Linked DNA regions of Homo sapiens: regions 1 and 3 are each linked to region 2. A link is a loop called in an ENCODE intact Hi-C map of the cell type or tissue named here. Cell type or tissue: PC-9. All regions are shown on one strand.

Region 1 (8,000 bases), 92 kb after region 2:
TTTCTCTCTCTTCATGAGTATGGCTGTTCTCTGGTGTCCTGCAATGGCCTCCCTCACTCACATCAACTTATTGAGTCCTTGGTTCTTAGAGTTAAAAGAGCCAGGCACAGCATTCTCTTCAAGCAACACAGGGCAGAGAAGCAAACACCTCACGCTTGTTTGTCAGAAAGGTCTCCCGGAATCTCTGCTTTAGCTGCTTAGTTTGTTCTGAAATCCTCGGGATTTTCCCCCCAAGTTCTCTGGAATTTCTGGCTGATGAAAACACAACTTTCTGGGGGTTCTCTGAAGGAAGATCATCCTGTTGTGACTTCGGCTTTGGAAGATAAATTGAGTCAAAGCAAAGAAGAGCTTAGGGATGTGGACCAAATGTTGCTAGGGCAGGAAGTCCTTTAGATAGGCACAAACAACCACTTCTGAACAGTTTTGTCCATCTTGCCTGTTAAAGAAAAACAGTCTGTAAATATCCAGTCTAGTTATTCATGCTCTTTGGAAGACAGCACAGTGGGGCAGTGAAGAGTGGGGCTTTCTGTAATAGATTGCCTGGGCTTGAATCATAGGTCACTTCTTTCTAGTGGCATGTCCTTGGACAAGTTGCTTCACCTGATGAAGTCTCAGTTTTCTCATCTGTAAAAAAGAAGGAGCAATCATTCCTATCTCCTTAAGTGAGGTGGATATTGAATAAAATGATCACTGTTTGACTTAATGTAAGGCAATAGAAAGGAAGTTCTCACTAATGTTGTTATAAATCCTTGTTTACTCTTAAACTTGAACAACTTATCTCTTATTTTTGACAGCTTGAAAATGTTGATTTCAACCACACATTTAGGGCATTTACCTTAAAAAATGTACTCTGCACATTCATTCTTATAGACATTCTGTGACGAAAGAATACTGTCATCCTAGGGAAGGAGCAAGTCTGCTCAGGGTTGGCTGGGAGAATGGAGCTCCACAACAACTGTGGGAGAAAAGCATTTATTGCCCTTGCTACACATCAGTGATCCACGTTTTCCAAATTGCAAACATTTTATAACCATGCCTGAGGCCGGGATGAAGACTGCCTCTCAGATTGACCTCATCTGTAGTGCTTTCTGCTTTTGCTAGAGCCGGGGTGCATGGCCTAGGCCTGGTGCTGCCTCTGCTTTTGAGAATTAAATGGGAAGTATTGGGGGTGAGGGGGTGGGAGGTGTATACTCTAGGGATCCAAGTTATTGTTGCCACGCCCACTTGCTTTTTTCCTTTCTCTTTTTGATACCCCAGGTGATGGGAACAGCAAGGCAAGGTGAAATTAACAAAATGAAGGACTGCTTGTGCCTGGTCTACAAAGTGACATTGCTTAGCAGCAGGGTCTCTCTGTCTTTGCGGTGCATGGTGGATTTTTGTTTCTTCAGGCTTTGCTTTTTTTTTTTTTTTGAGATGGAATCTTGCTCTGTCACTAGGCTGGCAGGCAGTGGCACAATCTCGGCTCACTGCAACCTCTGCCTCCTGGGTTCAAGCGATTCTCCTGCCTCAGCCTCCCGAGGAGCTTGGACTACAGGCTTGAGCCACCATGCCCGGCTAATTTTTGTATTTTTAGTGGAGGTTTCACCATGTTGGCCAGGGTAGTCTCGCTCTCTTGGCCTCCTGATCTGGCTGCCTTGGCCTTCCAAAGTGCTGGGATTACAGGCGTGAGCCACTGAGCCCAGCCAGATCAGGGTCTGCTTTTTCATAAAGGCAATGCGGGTAGTGGGTGGAGGTGTGAGGGTCCTATATGGGCCATAAAGAAAGAGAACTGGGAGTCTGGGTGCAGTAATGGGGAAGATCTTACAGTGAGTAGATTTTGCTCTAAAATAAAGGAAACACTGGCTAAATTCTTTTCCTTGCAAGAGTTAGAATAGAACATGGTATGCAGGAACTGCTTCTGTTTTCTTGTAAAATAGTGCCAGCAAACTATTCAGGTCATTTGCTCGACAGTTTTTCTCTTAAAAAATTTAAAATGTTGGGGCCGGGCATGGTGGCTCATGCCTGTAATCCCAGCACTTTGGGAGACCCAGGTGGGTGGATCACAAGGTCAGCAGTTTGAGACCAGCCTGACCAACATGGTGAAACCTGGTCTCTACTAAAAATACAAAAAAATTAGCTGGGCGTGGTGGCGGGTGCCTGTAATCCCAGTGACTTTGGAGGCTGAGGCAGGAGACTTGCTTGAAACCGGAAGGCGGAGGTTGCAGTGAGTGGAGATTGCGCCACTGCTCTCTAGCCTGGGCAAAACTCCGTCTCAAAAAAAAAAAAAAAAAAACAACTTAAAATGTTGTTATTGTTAGTCAAAAAATTTCTTTTTTCTCTTAAATTTTGTTTATTTCTAGGGCTGCCATAACAAAGTGCAATATTCTAAGATTTTGTTTGTTAATTAACTTTCCAGTTCACAACTCACATTTCTTAACATTTCAAATGTAAAGTTAGCCTAGAACAGTTGTACATTCAGTACTATCAGAATTTACAAGCTTAATTCAACGACATCTAGTTTCAAATAGCTGCAGTACGTATTTTCTCTTTTCAATTATGCATTCACTCTCTATTCTGATTATTTCAAGTTATGCAAATCAAGCTAGAGAAGAGATTTAATTTAATCAACTGTGGGTTTGCCTACACGGATTTGAATATTAGCTGTCGTCTATATGTAAATGACAAGAGTGAAGAGAACCTGTTGCTAAGCACTGTGACCAATTCCTGATGCAGTCCTTGAAGGTTAACCTTGTCAGACTGTTAGGGAAACAAGAGCATAGGAGAGTCAGAGTCACGTCATTTGAAGTTCAGCTCCATCTTGACACTAATAAGGCACATTCCTTGCTGGTCACAACCCACAGCCCTAAGATGTTTACAGTTCAGAAAACAGCTTGATGATACCTGCAAGGACACACTCCTATGACAATGGAATGTCCAGATGTCCCAATATCCATAACAATGCATGCTTCTAAGGTAATTACACGTATGATTTGATGTATTTACACACTATATGACTAGGAGAGTTTTCTTTGAGTCAGCAAAAAATAAGCAATTTTGCCATGCTGTCAGCCCACCTGCACAGAGACATAGCTTATCTTTTGCATAGAAAAGACCCCCATGTAAGAAAAACAAAACAAAGATGAAGCGTTCCTCCTCTTGCTTTCTGAGGATCCCTACTCTGTAACTGCGTATCTTTCAATCAACTCTCTCTTCTCACTGCACTCTGCGACCCGCCTTACATTGTTTCCTGCGTGAGATCCAAGAACCCTCTTGGGGTCTGGATTCAGGACTCCCTTTTCTGGCAACAAGACCTCAAAGCCAGACTCAAAAAGTCAGATTGGTTGCGGGAGATTGCTCGGTGTGCTCTGGAGGAGGACACCTCCCCCCAGGTCCGGTGACTGGGGGGATTCTAAAAACCAGATGCTTTTTTAGACATCTGCCTGTCGTTTATGGTTTATGAGATAGAAAGATTGAACAGGAATATGAGAGAGGAGTGAGAGATCGTTTCTGCCTACAAAGAATTCTCCATTCACTCAAATGAAGCTGCGTTCTTTGCATTCCAGACCGAGAAAGGAGGCTAAGGTATCCATCCCCCGAGGAAAAATAGGAGACTAGATACTTGGCGCTGTTAGCAATCTGGGAGGAGCGAGAAACCTTCAAATCACACAAAGGGTCAAGAACAGGGAAATCATCAGCCGAGTGAGTTCTCAGCAGAGGACCACATGAGAAAGGTGGCCACCCCTCTAGCCAATCATAAACAGAAGACTCACTCCTTAAAGTGCGAACATGGCTCTTTGGTGGGGAGAAGAGATAAGAGGTGGATTTTTACGGGGTTTATAAACACACCATCAGCTCATCTTGAAGACGCAAGAGAAGTTTTCAGGCACAGATGTTGTTTTGCTTTAGGAAGCTAGCGATGTGTTCTTCACAGGAAAGCTGACCAAATCCCAGAATTAATTATTCATTGTCTCCTTCCCCCCTCCCCCCCACACTAAACTGGGTCAGGGAGAGAGTTTCATATTTGTGTTGCTGTTACAGCGCCAGCTCAGAAGTAAAATGATTGGCTGAGACTTGGAGCTTAACAATTAACGTTAAATACAGGCAGCTGGCTGTGTTTTGCTTAAAAGCCACAATCAAGGAATCTGGCAATCTGGAATTTTGTGATGGCTGATGCCTGTTTGTTTTTTTTCCCCCCCCATTTGCACAATTGCGAGTCTTCTGGGAACTTTTCTTTTACTGACACTATGGTTTTGCATGTTTAAAAAATTGGCAGACATCCTCGGAGGTAACGCAAGGTGCCTCGGTGCCATACACAGCCAAGGTGTGCAGTTCCGCGGCCGCATGATTCATAGTTCTGCTCTGTTTGGTAAAAACAAACACTGAAGACGCGTTATCAGTTTATTAGTACAATGTTTAATTGTGCTCTTTTTTTTTCTGTTCTCACTCCGTTAATTGCTCATAAATGGGAAAACAAAAAGGATTGAGTCCTTTTAGCGGTCGGGCTGCTCTGGAGGTGAACTGTATTCTATTGCTTCTAGGGCCACCTTGTGGACAACAAGTGTATTTAGAAATTAGACTTACAGGATGGATTCATTGGGAAAGCGTAGTAGACTGGTAATATGACTTTGGAATTCTTGGTTATAAAATCTAAGTATAATGATAATGACTTAGTTTTTATTAGAAGAACATTCCAGAAAATGTCCTAATTTAGGAAAGGCTAGTAATTGTGGCGAGTATGGAAATCTACCCATCACCATAAAATATATAATGATAATCCAGATTTTATATTTTATAGTTTATTATCAATCATCTAAATTTCCTTACAATTCTTTCATGTGCTGGGGGTGGAGAAAAACCCAGGAGAGAGAGAGAGAGCCTGTTTCTCAACTATCTCAGTATTTCAGATTTCTTGCTGTTTTCCTCACCCCGCTAGATGGCATCTGGCTGCATGAAAGAAGTGACATAACCTTGGGGTGGTGGGAGGAGATACTGTGTCCCTGAGCACCAGTCCTTCATCTGCTAGTTGCAGATGGGCTGGGCCTTCTATGGGTCTCTGCATGGAGCTTGTTGTGTGCAGCTGGTCCCTTCTGGCTGCATGTCAGGTAGGGGTCATGAGTCCCCATGTTCCACAGACCCCATAGCTTTGTGATCTTTGGTCAGCACAGCTAATCTCAGAACCTTTGAGGACACGTTTGTGGATCTTCTGCAGACCATGCATAGGCTCTGGGGCACCAGTAACATTTTCTCAGGATGTCTACGTAGATATCTTATTCACCATTGCTAGTCCTGCCATGTTGGATGTGAGGGTATACCAAAGACCCACTTCCCAAAGACAGGCTTGGGAGTTTCCAAGTTTACCCTAAGGTCGCAGAAAGGGATAGATATCAAAGACATTGGCAACCAACCTCTTCACTCTGTTTTTCTCTCTTCCCTCCCATGTTCCATCTGGGCTAGAAGAGGAAGGTTCTTCTCCTTTCTGTATATCAGAAGTTTTCCTTTCATCACATCTTGCATTCTTTCTTTCTTTTTTTTTTTTGAGATGGAGTCTCGCTCTGTTGCCCAGGCTGGAGTGCAGTGGCACAGTCTTGGCTCACTGCAACCTCAGCCTCCTGGGTTCAAGTGATTCTTCTGCCTCACCCTCCTGAGAAGCTGAGATTACATGTGTGCGCCACCACGCCCAGCTAATTTTTATATTTTTAGTAGATACGGGGTTTCACCATATTGGCCAGGCTGGTCTTGAACTCCTGACCTCATGATCTGCCTGCCTTGGCCTCCCAAATTGCTGGGATTACAGGCATGAGCCACCATGCCCGGCACATCTTGCATTCTTTCTATCCTATGACTTACAGCAAAGCAGCAGAATCAGTATTGCCAAGCTTCACTTAGATTCTTCAGAATTGTCAAAACGATCCTATTTCTAGAGACACAAAAATACAATTTGTGTAGTCAAAGCAGAAAAATCAACTCCTTTTGTGCATTCCTGATGTAATTATTCTAAATCCTCTTAGAGGCAAATGGATGCTTCTGGCAGATTGAGTGAGTATATACTTGGAAATGCAAATAGAAAAACACACCAGTATTTCTCAATAACAAAGCTATTGGAAGATGATAGCATTAAAGATATTATCTTCATTTTATTATGTTATTTTTATTAGTCCCCAAAATGCAAATATTTCATAGTTTGGATAATAACTTGGAAAGCAAATAATGCAGCCTCTGTATTATTTCTCTCCTGCTGTTTCTTTCCTGACTTGACCAAACTAAGATTGGTTGATGTTTGGTTTTGCATTATAACCTCCTTAGAAGATAAAGGCAAGGAGACTGGGAGAAGCTGGTGCATTTTAATAGGAGCCTATTGTAAAGACATGAATTTATGCAGGACAGCCTTCTTGCCAATCCAGTACCTACACCAAAACAATATTAGCCCCTTCTAATCAAAAAGGAATTTTTATTTCTTTAGGTCAGTAGTTTTTTTCCTTTTTTTTTTTTTTTTTGCAACTTCCACCTCCAGGGTTCAAGCAATCTCCTGCCTCAACCTCCCAAGTAGCTGGGATTACAGGCATGTGCCACTATACCTGGCTAAATTTTGTATTTTAAGTAAAGATGGGGTTTCACCATGCGGGCCAGGCTGGTCTCGAACTCTTGACCTCAAGTGATCCACCCGCCTTGGCCTCCCAAAGTGCTGAGATTACAGGCGTGAGCCACCATGCCCGGCCTAGGCCAATAGTTCTTAACCCGAAGTGAATCATGTCATTTCACTTGGCAAGCATTTTCTAAGCGCATTTTAGCCTTTGATTTAGATATTCTAATTCACTTGTTCTGAGATTGGGCCTACAGAGTTCTGAGAACATTCCTTGTTAGGCATCATGGCTGAGGTTTATGGTCTATCCTCTTGTAATCCATTCTATCGGGCACCATCTATTGCTTTGTGCCATCAATTACCTCTTCTTCGGTAATGCAGTGTCTTGGCAGGGTGTGAAAGGTCACTTTCAAACTATCAGGGCCTGATGATTCATACTTTCCCCAGAGTCCTCTGCATATCCTGGACACAACCGCTTTCTATTTATTCATGGAGTGCCCTGGGAGCCCCAGCATGTCAAGGGACACTAAGATTCCCTGACACTTCCCTTGGTTTACACTAGACTGGGAAGACTATATAGGCATAGAGAGCCCCTGATGGTCTGTAGGATAAAACCATTGAATTCCTGAAAGAAAATCCACCACAAAGGAGGAATAAATAGTAATTGATTAAACATATACAGTCATGTGCCCCTTAAGGACATTTCGGTTGATGATGGACTGAATATATGATGGTGGTCCCACAAGGTTTTCATAGGCAGGCCTGCCTTATACAGGTGTACCACTTTTTAAAAATCTTTCATGCCACATTTTTTACTATACCCTTCCTATGCTTAGATATGTTTAGATACATGAATACCTTCCATCGTGTTATAGTTTCCTACAGTATTCTGCATAGTCACCTGCAGTACAGGTTTGTAGCCTAGAAGGAATAAACTGTACCATATAACCTAGGTGTGTGGTAGGCCGTGCCATCTAGGTTTGCATAAGTACATGCTATGACGTTCACACAATGATGAAATTGCCTTGCAACACACTTCTTGGAATGTATCACCATCTTTAAGCAAAGGATGACTATACTAATTGAACATCTACTATGTGCCACATGATGCGTTGGAGATACCTGACAACAAATAGACAAGCAATCGCCATTTCCACGGGGCATGAGAGGGGACAGGCAATAAAAACTAGAATGGGTAAATACCCAAGACAATGTCAGATAGCAATAGGACCTCTGAAGAGTGGTGGGTGTAGCAGGTGAAGCAGCAGGGATCTGGGTGAAGGAGGGGAGCATGGGTGTGCTTCGGTGTGGGGCTGTGCCTCCCCCAGGGCAGGGCACCCCAACATCACCTCCTCCTAGTCCTGCAGCCTCACTTGAGAGTGCTGTGACTCTTAGCGGAGGACAGGTCCTGGGGCATAAAGGAAAGATTGGAGTTCCAAGG
Region 2 (8,000 bases):
AACTAGGACTCCAACTGGGCAGGGAACTCTGGCCTCTAGAGAAGGACTCAGCAATGGACAGCCAAGGATCCAGGGAGGGACTTCAGTCTTGGGGTGGACCCCCTCTCCTCCCCTCTCCTCCCCCTCCTCCCCTCCCTTCCCCTCCCCTCCCCTCCTTTCTTTCCTTCCTTCATTTCTTTCTTCCTTTCTTTCCCCTTCTTTCTTTCTCTTTCTTTGCCTTCTCCCTCCTTCCTTCCTTCCTTCCTTCCTTCCTTCCTTCCTTCCTTCCTTCCTTCCTTCCTTCCTTCCAACAGGGTCTCACTCTGTTGCCCAGGCCGGAGTGCAGTGGTGTGACTATGGCTCACTGCAGCCTCTACCTCCTGGACTCAGGTAATCCTCCTACCTCAGCCTCCCAAGTAACTTGGACTGCAGGTGTATGCCGCCATGTCTGGCTAATTTTTGTGTTTTTTTGTAGAGAAAAACATGGTAAAACATGGTGGGCAGATGACTTGAGCCCCAGCTGGTCTTGAACTCCTGGGCTCAAGCCATCTGCCTGCTCTGACCTCCCAAAGTGTTGGGACTACAGGTGTGAGTCACGTGCCTGGCCCATTTTCTTCTTCCTTTTTGTTTTGTTTTGTTTTGTTTTGTTTTGAGATGGAGTCTTGTTCTGTGGCCCAGGCACAATTGTGCAGTGGCACAATCTTGGCTCGCTGCAAACTCCGCCTTCTGGATTCAAGCAATTCTCATGCCTCAGCATCCCGAGTAGCTGGGATTACAGGCATGCACCACCATGCCTGGCTAATTTTTCTATTTTCAGTGAGACTCTGTCTCAAAAATAAATAAATGAATACATAAATAAAATAAAATAAAAACATATGGCAGGCAATTTAGTGTATTAGAAAGATTATGACCCAGAGACCTGAGGTATAATCCTGGTTCTGCTATTAGCGAGTTAAACAGCTTGAAGTCACCTTTCTCTAAGGCCCTTGCTTTCTTCATCTGTGAGGGAATTGATAATTTCTGTGCAGTGTATCTTTAGCCTAGACAACAATGTAAAGTATATTTCCTGGAGCCATACAATGTGGAGGCCGTGCAGTGGCCAACTTCCTGCAATAGTGAAGCCCAGTGAGAACTGTGACTTTCTCAGCTTGGAATCAATGCAATCTGATCACCCTTGCCACAGAAGGTGTAATCCATCAGTCCATGGTGTGTGCTCGAAATCAGTGATGAAATGTCCACTGGGGAATTAGCCGGCCCTGCTGTAATGAGTCTTATGCATGCAAGATTGTAGTATTTGTCAAGTGGGAAGCCACAAATATAAATCTAAAAGGGAAGCAGAATGCTTACACATCTTCTGAAGTTCTAATCTCTAGAGGGGTTAGCCAATCAGGCTGACCCCTGGGTCCTGGACTTTAAGGACCCCCACAGATACTTTCTGGTAGGTTACAGAAACATCAAAGTAGGTAGTGGGGAAACACTGGGGCTAGCTGGTGCTGAGGAAAACAAGGCTCTCGTATCTACACATGTGAATTAACTACTAGGGATGGTTGCCTAGCAACATTATTCCCCTCCCCCTTCACACCATCTTTAGCTTGCTTATTGACTTCTTGTGACATCTCCACTTCTCTTCTCTTTTGATATTAGCCTGGTGTTTATTATGAATCAGATTTCAGTTAGTTACAGTGTGTTAAGAATGGTTTGTAGCATAAATGGGTAGAGAACAGATTGATTTTCTGGTAGCATTTGAAAAATATACTGGCCAGGCATCTCTTTAAAAAGTCAATGGCTCACTTTTAGCCATGTAACAAAAGTAGATATTTTGACAGAAAACCAAACACCGCATGTTCTCTCTTATAAGTGGGAGCTGAATGAGAAGACACACGGACATATAGTGGGGAACAACACACGCTGGGGCCTCTCGGGGATGGAGTGAGGAGAGGGAGAGCATCAGGAAGAATAGCTAATGGATGCTGGGCTTAACATCTAGGTGATGGGATGACCTGTGCAGCAAACCACCATGGCACACGTTTACCTATGTAACAGACCTGCACATCCTGCACATGTACCCTGGAGCTTGAAGGAAAAGTTGAAGAACTAAAAAGAATGAATGAATGAATGGAAGGAAGGTAGGGATAAATATTATTTTAAACAAACAAATAAAGAGATACTTTAAAATCCTGCCCCCTTATGAAGGTCCTATCCCATGCAATACTCTTCTGCTATCATACTTATAGCTAATGGTTAGGTGGATGTTTCTGGTTCTGTAGGGACCTAGCAATCTGTTGCAGGTAGACTTTAAGATCAGGTTGAATACAACTTTATTTGGTAAAATACTTAACAGCAGGGTTGTTAAATATTTTCTCCAGAAAAAGCAAAAACCAACCCCTAATTTAACACTTTTTTTTTTTTAAAGAGATGGATTATTGCTATGTTGCCCAGTCTGGTCTCAAACTTTTGGGCTCAAGTGATTCTCCCACCTCAGCCTCCCAAGTAGTTGGGACTACAGGCCATGCCACCACCACTGGTTCCTAACTTATAGAATTTGCCAATATCTGTGGTGCAAATACTCTCATGATGGCCAGTTTCAAGCTACCAATGTACTGTCCCTGAATGCAGAGTTGGGAAAAGATGTACACTGTCTGTCTTCATGAATTGGTATCTATCACAACCCTGAAATAATTCTAAAGCTTTCTGTTTAAAGCAGGAGAATTTCATATGTCTGTCAGTAATCCTGCAAACTCCATATCCCAAGAGGATTTAATTCAAAGGGTGAAGTGTTTAGAAAATAAAACAAGGCCGGGCGTGGTGGCTCATGCCTGTAATCCCAGCACTTTGGGAAGCCAAGGTGGGCGGATCACCTGAGGTCGAGAGTTAGAGACCAGCCTGACCAACATGGAGAAACTCTGTCTCTACTAAAAAAAATATATGTATATATATATATATATATATATATATATATATATATATATATATATATATATTTTTGTGTATATATATATATATATATATATACACACACACACACACAAAATTAGCCGGGCACGTGGCACATGCCTATAATCCCAGTACTTTGGGAGGCCGAAGTGGTTGGATCACCTGAGGTCAGGAGTTCGAGACCAGCCTGGTCAACATGGCAAAACCCTGTCTCTACTAAAAATACACAAATTAGCTGAGCATGGTGGCACATGCCTGTAATTCCAGCTACTTGGGAGGCTGAGGCAGGAGAATATCTTGAACCTGGAAAGTGGAGGTTGCAGTGAGCTGAGATTGCGCTACTGCACTCCAGCCTGGGCAACAAGAGTGAAACTCCATCTCAAAAAAAACACCAAAAAAAACAAAAAAACAAAACCCGAGTAAGTTCCATTTCACCAACTCACAGATATGATTAGCCTGAGTTTCCAGAAAAACAAGGAATGAAGGAGAGACTGCAATCCTGTACAAAGTGCCTAGAACAAAACAAGCACCAAATTATTCCTTGCAAAATGTCAGCCATATTTAAAACTGGCTCTTCTTTAGTTAAACATTAAAACTGAGTTTATTTAAATCACTTCTTAAAACTTAGTTTCATCCTAATCAACTCTGTTTATTCTTTTTGTATTTTTTAAATTTTCTTTGAGAGACAGGGTCTTGCTCTGTCACCCAGGCCAGATTGCAGTGCTGCAATCGTACAATCATAGCTCACTGTAGCCTTGAACTCCTGAGCTCAAGTGATCCTCCTGCCTCAGCCCACACACCCAGTCTATCTTCATTCAATCTGATGAATGGTGAAATGGTTACGTTTTCAAACACATTTTAAAACAATTACATAACCTATAAAATAACAAATATTCATCAGATAGTACCTAAAATCACTTTGCATACCATCTGTGGCATCTGTACAGGGATGTGTACCATGCTTTGTGAAACAATGCACCAAGTACGTGTTGGACATTATTATTAATATTTATCTTTGGAGGCTGAGTATTCAAAGGCTCCCTCCAATAATGCAGGTGGTAAATTCTCAGTACTATATTTAGATAAATCATCAGGAAACTTGACTCCCAATATCCTAAAAATCCTTTAGGAAAAGTCTGTCTGGCCTTTCTTTAAAGGTCACTGCTGCTAGGCAACACCTTTCTTCTGGGATGTGGACCACATTTCTTAGATTTTATTAAAGCACTTGTCTTGTCATGGGTGGAGGTGGGGGAACACATTCTGCTTCTATCTAGCATTTCAGTAGAGTCCTAAGCTCAGAGAGGACAACAAGATTCAGTTCAGAAGAGGTCACACATTTCCTCCTTCGTTTTGCACATCTGTGGGTGTTGTGTGCTATAGGCAGTGTGCAGTGGATTGGAAAATAAGGACCTCTGTGTTTCCACCTTTGAGCTGCTACCTACTCCCTGGGTAATCACTGGCCAGCTTCCCAACCGTAGGTCAGTCTCCTCTTGTCAAACCAGTTAGAGCAGGAGGCTGTCTCAACTGTGGGGAAGATCTGATTTCGGAAATGGAAGCTATTCTGCCCCATTCTCCCTCCTGAGCTGATCAATGGCAATTATTCACAACAATGACACATGGTGGGTCATTTTCTTTTAATTTATTGATTTTTAACCATAATGGAGAGAACTTCCCTGTTGCAAATCTGGAAGAGATGTTCTACGCTTCAGAATTGTCCATTTTTCTCCTTGTTTTAAAGGGGACTACAGCATTCCAACCCAAATCTAAATCAAAACCTAATTTCTTCAGGTGGTTAATTGAATCAAAAGAAGAGTTGTTTCTAATTACCAGCTGTGTCCTGATTGCAAGGTAATTTGTATTCATCCATGACTAGCAAATTCATAATGCATGAGGCCCTACACAGCCACTTGCCTTAATAGCCCTCATTTTAGAAAGCTGATGTCTTCAAGCCAAAGGATGCTTAACGCAATGTTTAGTCACGTTGAAGAGCCTTGATTGACTATTCCTGAAGTAAGCTTGTAGAAAAGGAAGTAGTTTCCTAATCCATCTCAGCTTCTCCTCCAATCCACTCCAGCTCCTTTCTGTCAACCACAGGAAAAGCATAAAGCTGGAAGGTACAGGAACACACTCATCTGCTGAGTCTGCTTTCACTGAGGAGGCTGAGACAGTGCATTTTCAGCCTTTCGAATATCAGCGGTGAGGGTCCTCTATGGTCTCACATTTTAGTGCTCAATGATTAGGATTTCTCTCTTGACCACAGAAACTGGACTTTCCAGTTCCTCAACAGAGTCATGGGAAAGATCCCATTAGGAAGAGGACTGTTGCCTCTGGCAAGATTTGACCACAGGTTTAGAGCAGGTTACAGTCATGGTTTCTACAAAGTAGGTTGTTCCTGGATGTAAGAGGTGGCCAGCCATCAGAAAAATCGAGCATAAAGAGGCCACATGAATACCAGTCATGCCAAATACACCTTGGAGAAGACTCTCAAGCACAGTGCATTTAACTTTTGGGGAAGTATGCCCTTTCTAGGAAAGGAATACAGTCTCAAGAATTCAGACTTAAAATCCTTTGGAGTGGGAAGAAAAAACCACAGTCTATGTGATGGAACGGGCTGGTGGTCCTTACATTACCTGGGTTAGACTTTACATTACCACCTAGCTTTGTGAATTTACACAAGTCACTTAACTTTTTTGAGTATCAGTATTCTAAGCAGAAAATGAATGAACGAAATATTTACTAAGATCCCTTCCAGCTCTATGATTCTGTGACTCAATTACTTACTTTCACTTCTAGAACCTCATTTATCCCTCCGAGCAGTTAACTCACATTTCTACTATAGTGTCTAAAAATTAATGATATCCACAAGATTAAACATTTCTAGGGTCTGATTCCACCCCCGCCCTGCCCCTGCCCCAAGCATTTCAGCAGGATTTTTATTATATATATATATAATATATATTTATATTATATAAATATGTATATATATTTTTTTGCTGAGATTTATTTTCTCTTCTGAGCTCAGAATTCACTATTGGAGCGTGTCATGAATCATGCCTTAACTCTCTTCTGCTTGGTCTTACCAATGAAAAATGGAAGATGTATACTGGCAGAGAAAGAATTTAAAGCTGGGCGCGGTGGCTCACGCCTGTAATCCCAGCACTTTGGGAGGCTGAGGCGGGCGGATCACGAAGTCAGGAGATCGAGACCATCCTGGCTAACATGGTGAAATCCCGTCTCTACTAAAAATACAAAAAATTAGCCAGGCGTGGTGGTGGGTGCCCGTGTTCCCAGCTACTCGAGATGCTGAGGCAGAAGAATGGCGTGAACCCGGGAGGTGGAGCTTGCAGTGAGCCGAGATCGCGCCACTGCACTCCAGCCTGGGCGACAGAGCAAGACTCTGTCTCAAAAAAAAAGTAAAAAGAATTTAATAAGCTTTGGAGTCAGAGAAACTTAGGTTCGAACTCCAGCTGAAGCACTTACCTTGCATGACTTCAGGCAATTATTCAAAACACCTTCTTCTTTAAGTAGAGATAAAATTTCTGAATTTCTTTTTTTTTTTTTTTTTTTTTTTTGAGTCAGGGCCTCTCTCACTGCCCAGGTTGGAGGGCAGTGGCTCAATCGTGGCTCACTGCAGCCTCAACATCCCCCCAGCTCAGGTGATCCTCCCACCTCGGCCCCCTGAGTAGCAGGGACCATATGTATGTGTCACCACACCCAGTTAATTTTTGTATTTTCTTGTAGAGACGGGGTTTCATCATATTGCCCAGGCTGGTCTCAAGCTCCTGGGCTCAGGTGATATGCCGATCTCAGTCTCCCAATGTGCTAGGATTACAGACGTGTCTGGCCAAATTCTTGAATTTTATGTAGAATTCTTAAGAAGATTAAATGGTCTTCACACCTTCAAAGCATTTAACGGCTCACTTATTCAAAACTCATCTCTCCACTCAATTTTTTGAGATTTCCCCAACCTCGTGATGATCCATCTTGCATATGAGTTTCAGTTTCTCTACCTCTTTAAATATTTTTTTATCCTACCTAAACTATTGATCACCATGGCCATAACATGAACAATTCATCATCTTAAATGCGTAATTACTAAAAATCAACTTCAGTATCCCAATATCTGACCACCACCTCCCATCCTCTACATCTCTAATGCCAGTGTCTTCACTCCAAAAATTCTTCAGTCTCAACAAGGCCTCTAATCCTTTGATCCTAGTGTATTTTCACAATCAGGCACTTTATTGCATTTTCATTTCCCTTACTAAGGTTAGAGTAGATGGTCCCTCATACTAATCACCTCTTGCACATTCCATGAATTTTGTAGGCCCTTTCTTCAATGGCTTACTCCTCTAGCAAACATGCAATCTTGATTAAATCCCATTCTCTGCCTCTTCTGTTCCTTCACTTGGGCAGATAATTATTGCTGGACAATAGCACACAATTGTGTTGACTGGTTCTTTTAAATTATTATTATTATTTTTTTGAGATGGAGTCTTACTCTGTTGCCCAGGCTGGAGTGCAGTGGTGCAATCTTGGCTCACTGCAACCTCTGCCTCCCGGGTTCAAGTGATTCTCCTGCCTCGGCCTCCCGAGTAGCTGGGATTACAGGTGCATGCCACCATACCCAGCTGATTTTTGTATTTTTAGTAGAGATGGGGTTTCAGCATATTGGCCAGGCTGTTCTTGAACTCCTGACCTCATGATCCACCCACCTCAGCCTCCCAAAGTGCTGGGATTACAGGCATGAGCCACTGCACCCGGCCAACCAGTTCTTGCTTTAGTTTCATGATCATGAATCTCAACTGTACGTTCAATGCCACCCAGGAACCTTATTGTTGGAACAAATAAGTTCCTCTTCAAAACTCAACTCTATGGTCATAAGTGATGTGGTCATAAATCCACCCTTCCTGTCTCCCTCCTTCCCCCTTTCATCACCCTGGCCTTCAAAGTTCTCATTTCACTACCTTATTTGGAAACAGTTTCAAACTTCCTTCTTTCTTGTTTTGTAAGTCAACCCTACCCCTTCCTCTCCCTCCCCTCCTTCCTTTGCAAATCTCATGTTTACCCCATTTGGAAAAGTTTAA
Region 3 (8,000 bases), 54 kb after region 2:
TTCCCAATCCACTTTTGCTGGTCTTGGATAATGTCTGTTTTAGTGCAATTGATAATACTTCAATATGCTATCATGCTGTTCTATGACTTCAAACTATAAATAAAGAACTTAGAAATATCATTAACAATTAAGTCATTTTCTATTTGAAAATTCTTGTTTTGGTTAGAATCACTTGCTTCAACTGCTGGAGAAGAGCGGCTGTAATGGCTAATACTGAGTGTCAACTTGATTGGATTGAAAGATACAAAGTATTGATCCTGGGTATGTCTGTGAGGGTGTTGCCAAAGGAGTTTAACATTTGAGTCAGTGGGCTGGGGAAGGCAGACCCACCCTTAATCTGGGTGGGCACAATCTAATCAGCTGCCAGCGCAGCTAGAATATAAGCAGGCAGAAAAATGTGAAAAGAGAGACTGGCCTAGTCTCCCAGCCTACATCTTTCTTCTGTGCTGGATGCTTCCTGCCCTTGAACATCAGACTCCAGGTTCTTCAGTTTTGGAACTCAGGCTGGCTTTCCTTGCTCCTCAGCCTGCAGACAGCCTATTGTGGGACCCTGAGATCATGTGAGTTAATACTTAATATACTCCCCTTTATATATATTTGGGTTCCATTAGTTTTGTCCCTCTAGAGAACCCTAATACGCTGGCTAAAAACAACACCCTGTCTTGCAGAACAAACACATCATACTTTCTATTATTTATGATTTTTCATAAATAAATCCAACTTATCAGCCTCATCAGGTTGATTTTTAAAATGATTTAAGCTATTTTCAGGCAAAATTGATGATACCCTCTGAAATGTAAGTCCTTTTCTTTGACTGTCAGGCTGTGTTTTGAGATTCCACGTTGGCATTAATCAGATTTAGAACTACAGAATCTTATTATTGAAATGGACATGAAGGTTACATGATCTGGCCACTCATGACACAACACACGACTGCTGTCCTCTTACCAGTGGTTGTCTTTAGTTGACAACTTTCTGGAGAAAGGGAATCGCCACTCTGCTAGGGAGATCATTCTGTCTTTAAAAGATTTTCCAAAATTTTATACTTAAATATAAAGATCTCCTTTTTAATCAAAAGAACAACATATCATACTAGTGCTCCTGGTGACAGCAGATTAAGCTAAAGACAACTGATGGGTGACATGAGTCTAAAATCAACAGAAATCTGAAAAGTCATGAAGAGAAGTTTTCAAGAGATGCTAATTTCCCTCAAACTTCATGTCAAAAATACCAGAAAAAGCATATTGTTAATATTTTTCTTTTCCTTGCCTACTCCTTGAAATTCACCCAAATGATCTTTTGAAGGCTAGGGAGGTTCGCTAATGTTTAAAAGCATCATCTTATTCTGAAGATAGTGACTCCATGTTGTGTTACTGTCCTTATAGCCTACAATACTATAAGTTAGCTCAGGGTAATGGTCACAGAGCTGGATGATGTCTAGGCAGCATTTAAACACAGCATTACTACAATTGATAAAACACTCAAAAATCTTACCATCTTCCAAAGGTAATATGGGCATCGTAATTCCAGTGATGCTGCAATTACACATGGTGCTCCATTGTTTTTGAGTGTCAATGATCCATCCTCTCTCCCTGCAAAATTGCACCTCAATTTCCCTTTGGAAAACAAAACTTCTATTGGGGATAATGCTGATGGGGACTGGTGTCCAAGGCATTTCCCATTTACCTACCATGAGGTAAACACGTGACCCAAGTTCAGTCACACTCTCCCTGTGGAAGTTGAGTGTTAGGCCGAGATTAAAAGCAATTAGTGCTCATTCATTCAAGGGTATTACCCCAGAGAGACTAACATTTAGCTCTTACTCCCTCATAAGATCTGTTTCTGGAGACTTGCTTCCCATTCTATGAGCCAATAGAATCTATTTTTACTTAAATTAGTTTGATCTGGTTTTGGTTGCTTGTAATCCAAGAACCCTCACAATTACAATGATGAAGGCAGGATGTTGCATGCGAATCATTTAAAGGCCCTCAGATCGTAGCTATACCAGGAATTCTATTTATTTTGTGAAGATTTTTAACTCCAACCAAAATGAAGTGTTGTTGGAAGGTTAATTATGGAACTTTGCACTGAAAATTGAGTTGGAAAAAAACCTATTAATAAGCAGCTCAAAATTGCCAAGCTTACACAAATATTTTGACAGATCTATACTTTCTGGATAGTTTAGACTCTCCTTGGGATGAGTTATCCAAGCTGTTGGTACTGCTGTTGTAGCTGGGAGATCAGGAGTGGTGTCTGGGCTCTCTGGCAGATTTCACAGTGATAGGGAAGAGCTGTCTACACAGCTTTGTCTGTTTTCTTTAATCTGGGTCATCTGTGCTCCTAGAACCCACCTCTAGATTTCATTCCAGACTTCAGAAACCTTTTTCATTAACTCTTTTTGTCATCTTTATCAAGCTCCATAGATAAGCTCAGTTGGTCTGTGGAGGCAGCGTGAATGTCCATTTGTAATTTTAATGTCTGAAATAATAGTTTTTGCAATAAATGAGAAGACTGACCTTACACTACTCTCTCTCTAAAATCCGACTTATTTTTTCAAGCACAGTAAAAAATCCCAATTTTGGGGGTGGGGGTTGGCAGGGGCTTACTCTGTTGCTGAGGCTGCAGTACAATGGCATGATTAGAACTCACTGCAACCTTGAACTCCTAGGCTTAAGTGATCCTCCTTCCTCAGCCTCCCAAGTAGCTGGGACTACAGCTGTGTACCACCATGCTCGGATAGTTTCTTTTATCAGACGGGGTCTCTCTGTGTTGCCTGGGCTAGTCATGAATTCTTGGGCTCAAGCAATCCTCCTGCCTCAGCATTCCACAGTGTTGGGATTATAAGTGTGAGCCACTGTGCCCGGCCCCAAATATTTTCGTAATGTTTTTCTAGTTGACCACATCTGGAAAGAATCCATCATACTCTCACACCCCATGATGGGTATTTTTCCATGCCAGGCTTGTTTACACTGATCCTGCACTGCTTTGTAATCCGGCCCTTATTTACAAACCCTACGTCCCCACATTGTTCCCTAGCTGGTTGAGGGCATGGATTTATTTTATGAAGGTTGCATCTCCTATGATGGTGGGCATGAATGAATGACATCTTTCTGTACCTCCCCCCTCACTTAATTCAAAAGTGTTGATGAATCCTATTACTAATTGGATGGCAGTCTGGGCAGTAAGGTTTAGTGCCAACAACAGCAGTAGAGGAGGCAATGTTCTGGCAGCATGACAGAATCAGGATGTCTCAGGCTGTGATCTTCAAGCCTCTGCTGCCTGCAGATATGTCTCAAAGTATGAATTAAAAATCATTGAAATTTGAAGACTTTGGGCACTCTCTTCTCCCGTGCAGCTCTTATCTTTCCCTATTGTCCTCTTTCCCGCACCCCCCCACCCCCAACCACATTTACACATTAATGTTCCTTGGAAGGCTGTGAAGCCATTTGAGTTTGGACCCCAGTGATGTTTCTGACCTTGATGCTGTATCTCCACATACTCTGCATACCTGCGTATCTACCTTCTACTCTCTGTATTTCTCTAGTGTGTGTGTGTGTCTGTGTGTGTGTGTAAAACTCTTCAACAGGAGTGATGCTTAACTACACACCAAAACAAAGCAAGGCCTTCCCTAAATATCACCAACTGTTGATCTTGAACCTAAAGTTGTCATGAGAGCAAGCTCGTACTTTGGAGCAGTGTCAGGCTTTCATGCTTCAGCCTCGGGATTGAGACATTTGCTCCCTAAATGTTTTACAGACATTTGCTCCCTCAATGATGCTCTAGTTTCTGAGGAAAGTAAACAACTTAAATAAAAATTATATTTGCAGAAGTACTTGTGGGATGAGCCAGGTGTCCAACAAAAGTGGAGAAAGGTGCTAAGCTCTAGAAATTTTGTAGCCACTGAAGTAGACATGCAGATGTGAGGCCAACTGACAAGCACAGCTTTTGAAACTGCTTTTGCAAATTTATGACTGAGACAGTGAAAGAGATCTAACTTAACTGACTCCATCTTGCTTCTAACCTCCAAGCTGTCCTTGTTCATTCCTGGGCATAGGCTGAACTAACTTTGGGAGAAACTTACTTTATAGTTTGAACAAAGACGGTAACAGCCCTTTCCCAAAGCAGACCTCCTCCTTGTCTGGGTACTAGACTGCCTTTGTAGGACTAACGTTAGCCACGTGATTAGAAATTATGGTTTAGGAGTCATGCAGCTGGAGGCTACAAGATTCTGACCCTCCCTAAGTTGCTCCTAAGATCAGAGCTTGAGATATTTTGCAGACCTTGCACTTGAGGGATCAGCTGGCTCCACCCAGATCAATAAACTGGCTCATCTGATCTTGTGGCCCCCAACCAGGAACTGACTCAATGCAAGAAGACAGCTCTGACTCCCTGCGATTTCATCCCTGACTAATCAGCACTCCTGGCTCACTGGCTTCCCCCCACCCACCAAGTTATCCTTAAAGACTCTGCTCCCCGAAAGCTCGGGGAGACTGATTTGAGTAATAATAAAACTCTGGTCTCCCGCACAGTCGGCTCTGCGTGAATTACTCTTTCTCTATTGCAGTTCCTCTGTCTTGATGAATCAGCTCTGTCTAAGCAGCAGGCAAGGTGAACCCCTTGGGTGGTTACACTTTCAGGAGAGCTCTGAATCATAGCCAGAGCTGTGTTCACCCAGGGATGAGCAGGCTGGGACATTCAGAGCCTCCTTGTGGCCTGAATTCCTTCCTTGGGTAGAGCTTGTCCTAAGACACCTCGTTTCTATCTCAAGTAGACCCTGAGGCTCAGATGAGTTCTAAGACAAGGTAAAAAGAGTCCAGGGAAAACATGAAGAGCCAGCAAAGATGGCAGATGGCTGTGAAAAACAGTAGCAGACATCCTCAGACAATCGCTCAGTGCCTCGGAATGATTTTCAGAGATGTAAAAATGGACTCAGAGACAAAGTAGAGAAGGAAGTGAGAAGAACCCAGAAAATAAGATGTCATGTTATTTGTTTATATATTTGTTTTTGAGATGGAGTCTCGCTTTGTTGCCCAGGCTATAATGCAGAGATGCGATCTCAGCTCACTGTAGCCTCCACCTCCTAGGTTCAAGAGATTCTCCTGCCTCAGCCTCCTGAGTAGCTGCGACTACAGGTATGCGTCACCATGCCTGGCTTATTTTTGTATTTTTATTTTTATTTATTTATTTAGTTAGTTAGTTAGTTACTCTGAGATGGAGTCTAGCTCTGTCACCCAGGCTAGAGTACAGTGGGACAATCTCAGCTCACTGCAACCTCCATCTCCCGGGTTCAAGTGATTTTCCTGCCTCAGCCTCCCAAGTAGCTGGGACTACAGGGCTGTGCCACCGCACCCGACTAATTTTTGCATTTTTAGTAGAGACAGGGTCTCACCACGTTGGCCACGCTGGTCTCGAACTCCTGGCCTCAGGTAATCTGCCCACCTCAGCCTCCCAAAGTGCTGGGATTACAGGCGTGAACCACCGCACCCTGCCTAATTTTTGTATTTTTAATAGAGATGGGCTTCACCATGATGGCCAGGCTGATCTCGAACTCCTGGCCTCAAGTGATCTACCTACTTCAGCCTCCCAGAGTGTTGGGGTTATAGGTGTGAGACACTGTGCCTGGCCAATGCCGTGTTATCTTAACACGTATCATATATGTATGTGTTGGCTGTTGGTAAAGGAAAGCCTTTCCTAATTGTTAAAGTCAAATACTGTGTTAGGTGTATTTGTTAATATTTTATATTTACATATCATCTCACCCATTGTATTTTTTCACTTGCTGCCCTCTTGAAAACCACCTGCAAAACACAGGTGTGGGAGTAATTGTAATCTTTCATGGAAGGGGACCCCCGCTCTAGATTCCCTCGCAGTTGTTCAAGGCAGAGGAGGCACTCAGCTCAGGCTTTCAGTTCTTATCTTGGAAATAGTTTCAGTGAATTTTCAAAGTGGAGGCTAACACCTGAATGACAGGCTCATTATTCATGCTTGGTTTTATCTCTTTTTATTTCCAGCTATGGGGACCCAGCAGAGGAGGCTCTGTCTCTCGGGAATGCACTCAGTGGGTTGGGTCCCTTCCCCGCCTGGAGGTTACGGCCCTTGTGCCACTCCCTGATTTCATTAACAGCGCTTGAGGGGACTGCGCCATTTGCACGTACAGGGAGCAAGAGCAGGTCACGTAGTTATATTTTATCCAGTGTTGCCTTTCTCTAAGGGCGACGTTATCTATTAACCACTTTCTCTCTGCCCGCATCCCTGCTAGGTGTTGTGAAAAGTAAAGATGTAAAATTTCTGAACAATTTAAAGCTACAGTAAACAAAACATTTTCTCTGTGGGAGGTGGGGTTGGAAGGAATGAGAGGGAATCCATGTAGATAATCTAATTCTGTTAGTGTATGAACATCAGTATGTGAGTTCTAATTCCATGCGCTTATAAAATTCTCATGCCAGAAATATTCTGGAATGTGAAAAGCCATCAATGTCTTTTGCCTGGGCTACTACAGTAACTTTATTTTATTTTTTTATTTTGATACATGGTCTGGGTTTGTTGCCCAAGCTGGAGTGCAGTGGCGTGATCTCAGCTCACTTCAACCTCTGCCTTCCGGGCTCAAGCGAGCCTCCCACCTCAGTCTCCCTGGGATTGCAGGCACACGCCACCAAGCCCTGCCAATTTTTGTATTTTTAGTAGAGATGGGTTTTTGCCATGTTGCCAGGCTTGTCTCAAAACTCCTGGGTTTAAGTAATCTGCCTGCCTTGGCATCCCAAAGGGCTGGGATTACAGGCATGGGCCACCACACCCTGCCCTGCAGTAAATTTTAATTGATTTTCTTACTTTCTGTCACTCCCTATGTGACACACTGTTCTCCATGTAACCGGCTTTCAAAAGCTCAGGAGGGCACTTTCCAGCACCTCATTCCTCCTGGGATGAAGAAGCCCCAGGCCTCATAAGCCCGTGAGGCCTGAGGCCACCCAGAGCCCACCCCACCTCCCAGCTCTTTGCCAGCCATTCCCTGCCACCTGAAGGCTTCCGTCCTGCAGGATGCTCTAGGCCTTTCCACACCATGGAGCCTTTGACCACATAGCTTCCTCTCCGTTCCTTGCTCTCCCAACTCTCCTCCTCCAACTTACTTAGTAAATTTCATTCTTTTAAAAAGTGTACTTGCTGGTGCTGTGGCTCATGCCTGTAATCCCAGCACTTTGGGAGGCTGAGATGGGTGGATCACCTGAGGTCAGGAGTTCGAGACCAGCCTGGCCAATGCAGTGAAACCCTGTCTCTACTAAAAATACAAAATTACCCAGGCGTGGTGGTGGGTGCCTATAATTCCAGCTATTCGGGAGGCTGAGGCAGGAGAATCCCTTGAACCTGGGAGGCGGAGGTTGCAGTGAGCTGAGATTGTGCCTTTGCACTCCAGCCTGGGCAACAGGAGCGAAACTCCATCTGAAAAAGAAAAAAGTGTATTCAATTGTCCCCATTCCAGAAAATTCTCTGTCCCTTCTCTCCTCCAATAACTGATTCTTCCCTTGTCTGTTCCCCCACAAACCTTCCCGTGCTACTTTTGGAGATCTCCTCTTTTATCAGAGCTAGTTGTTTATGACTCTTTTGGATGGTGGGGTATGCTTGTGTGTGTGTGTGCATGTAAGTGTGAAAGAGAAAGAGAGAGACAGGGTCAAAGAAGAAAGCATACGGCTTGGGGAATGGAGTACCGACTTTTCAGAACAGGAGAAATGCCAGGGAGACATGCCCTCAAAACCCACGACGGATTTTTCTGTTGGTGCCTGCAGCTTCACACTGCATTTCCTTACACCAACAATAGGTGACTGGATCTCGGAGGGTACAGTTGTCTCCCAGAAATTCCCTCCCTTAGTGGTGTCCTCCCTGAGGCAGGGACTGACTCCTACTCATCTGTGCCACCAGTCAAGGGCACAGTGCCTGGTCCCCAGGAGAGATGCGGCAAATGCTGCTAAAGGGAATGACCCAGCAGTGTGGAGCCTTTTCCTCCGCCA

The links. Peaks named below come from ENCODE experiments on the same cell type or tissue, not always from the same donor. Only the 100,000 strongest peaks of a DNase experiment are listed, where the experiment ranks them.
Region 1: it touches region 2 in a loop (6-fold over the local background); 2 of 110 quality-filtered maps call a loop at or near these places.
Region 3: a loop joins it to region 2, with 5 times the contacts of the local background. A loop is called at or near these places in 3 of 110 quality-filtered maps.

Annotation. Positions count from the first base shown.
Region 1 is chr9:87,333,560-87,341,559 of GRCh38, reverse strand. No RefSeq gene overlaps it. Among named protein-coding and RNA genes, the nearest start is that of DAPK1, 160 kb to the left of the region's middle. RefSeq lists a silencer at 4,923-5,092. In PC-9, a CTCF peak has its summit at 4,504 (motif pointing left); DNase peaks (open chromatin) are centred at 2,859, 3,599 and 4,439; H3K4me3 peaks cover 1,365 bases; H3K27ac peaks cover 1,238 bases.
Region 2 is chr9:87,425,247-87,433,246 of GRCh38, reverse strand. No RefSeq gene overlaps it. Among named protein-coding and RNA genes, the nearest start is that of DAPK1, 69 kb to the left of the region's middle. In PC-9, no CTCF peak of the experiment used is centred here; DNase peaks (open chromatin) are centred at 4,396, 4,906 and 5,246; H3K4me3 peaks cover 1,375 bases; H3K27ac peaks cover 2,315 bases.
Region 3 is chr9:87,370,780-87,378,779 of GRCh38, reverse strand. No RefSeq gene overlaps it. Among named protein-coding and RNA genes, the nearest start is that of DAPK1, 120 kb to the left of the region's middle. In PC-9, a CTCF peak has its summit at 4,720 (motif pointing left); DNase peaks (open chromatin) are centred at 2,919, 4,279, 4,609 and 6,119; H3K4me3 peaks cover 1,064 bases; H3K27ac peaks cover 4,394 bases.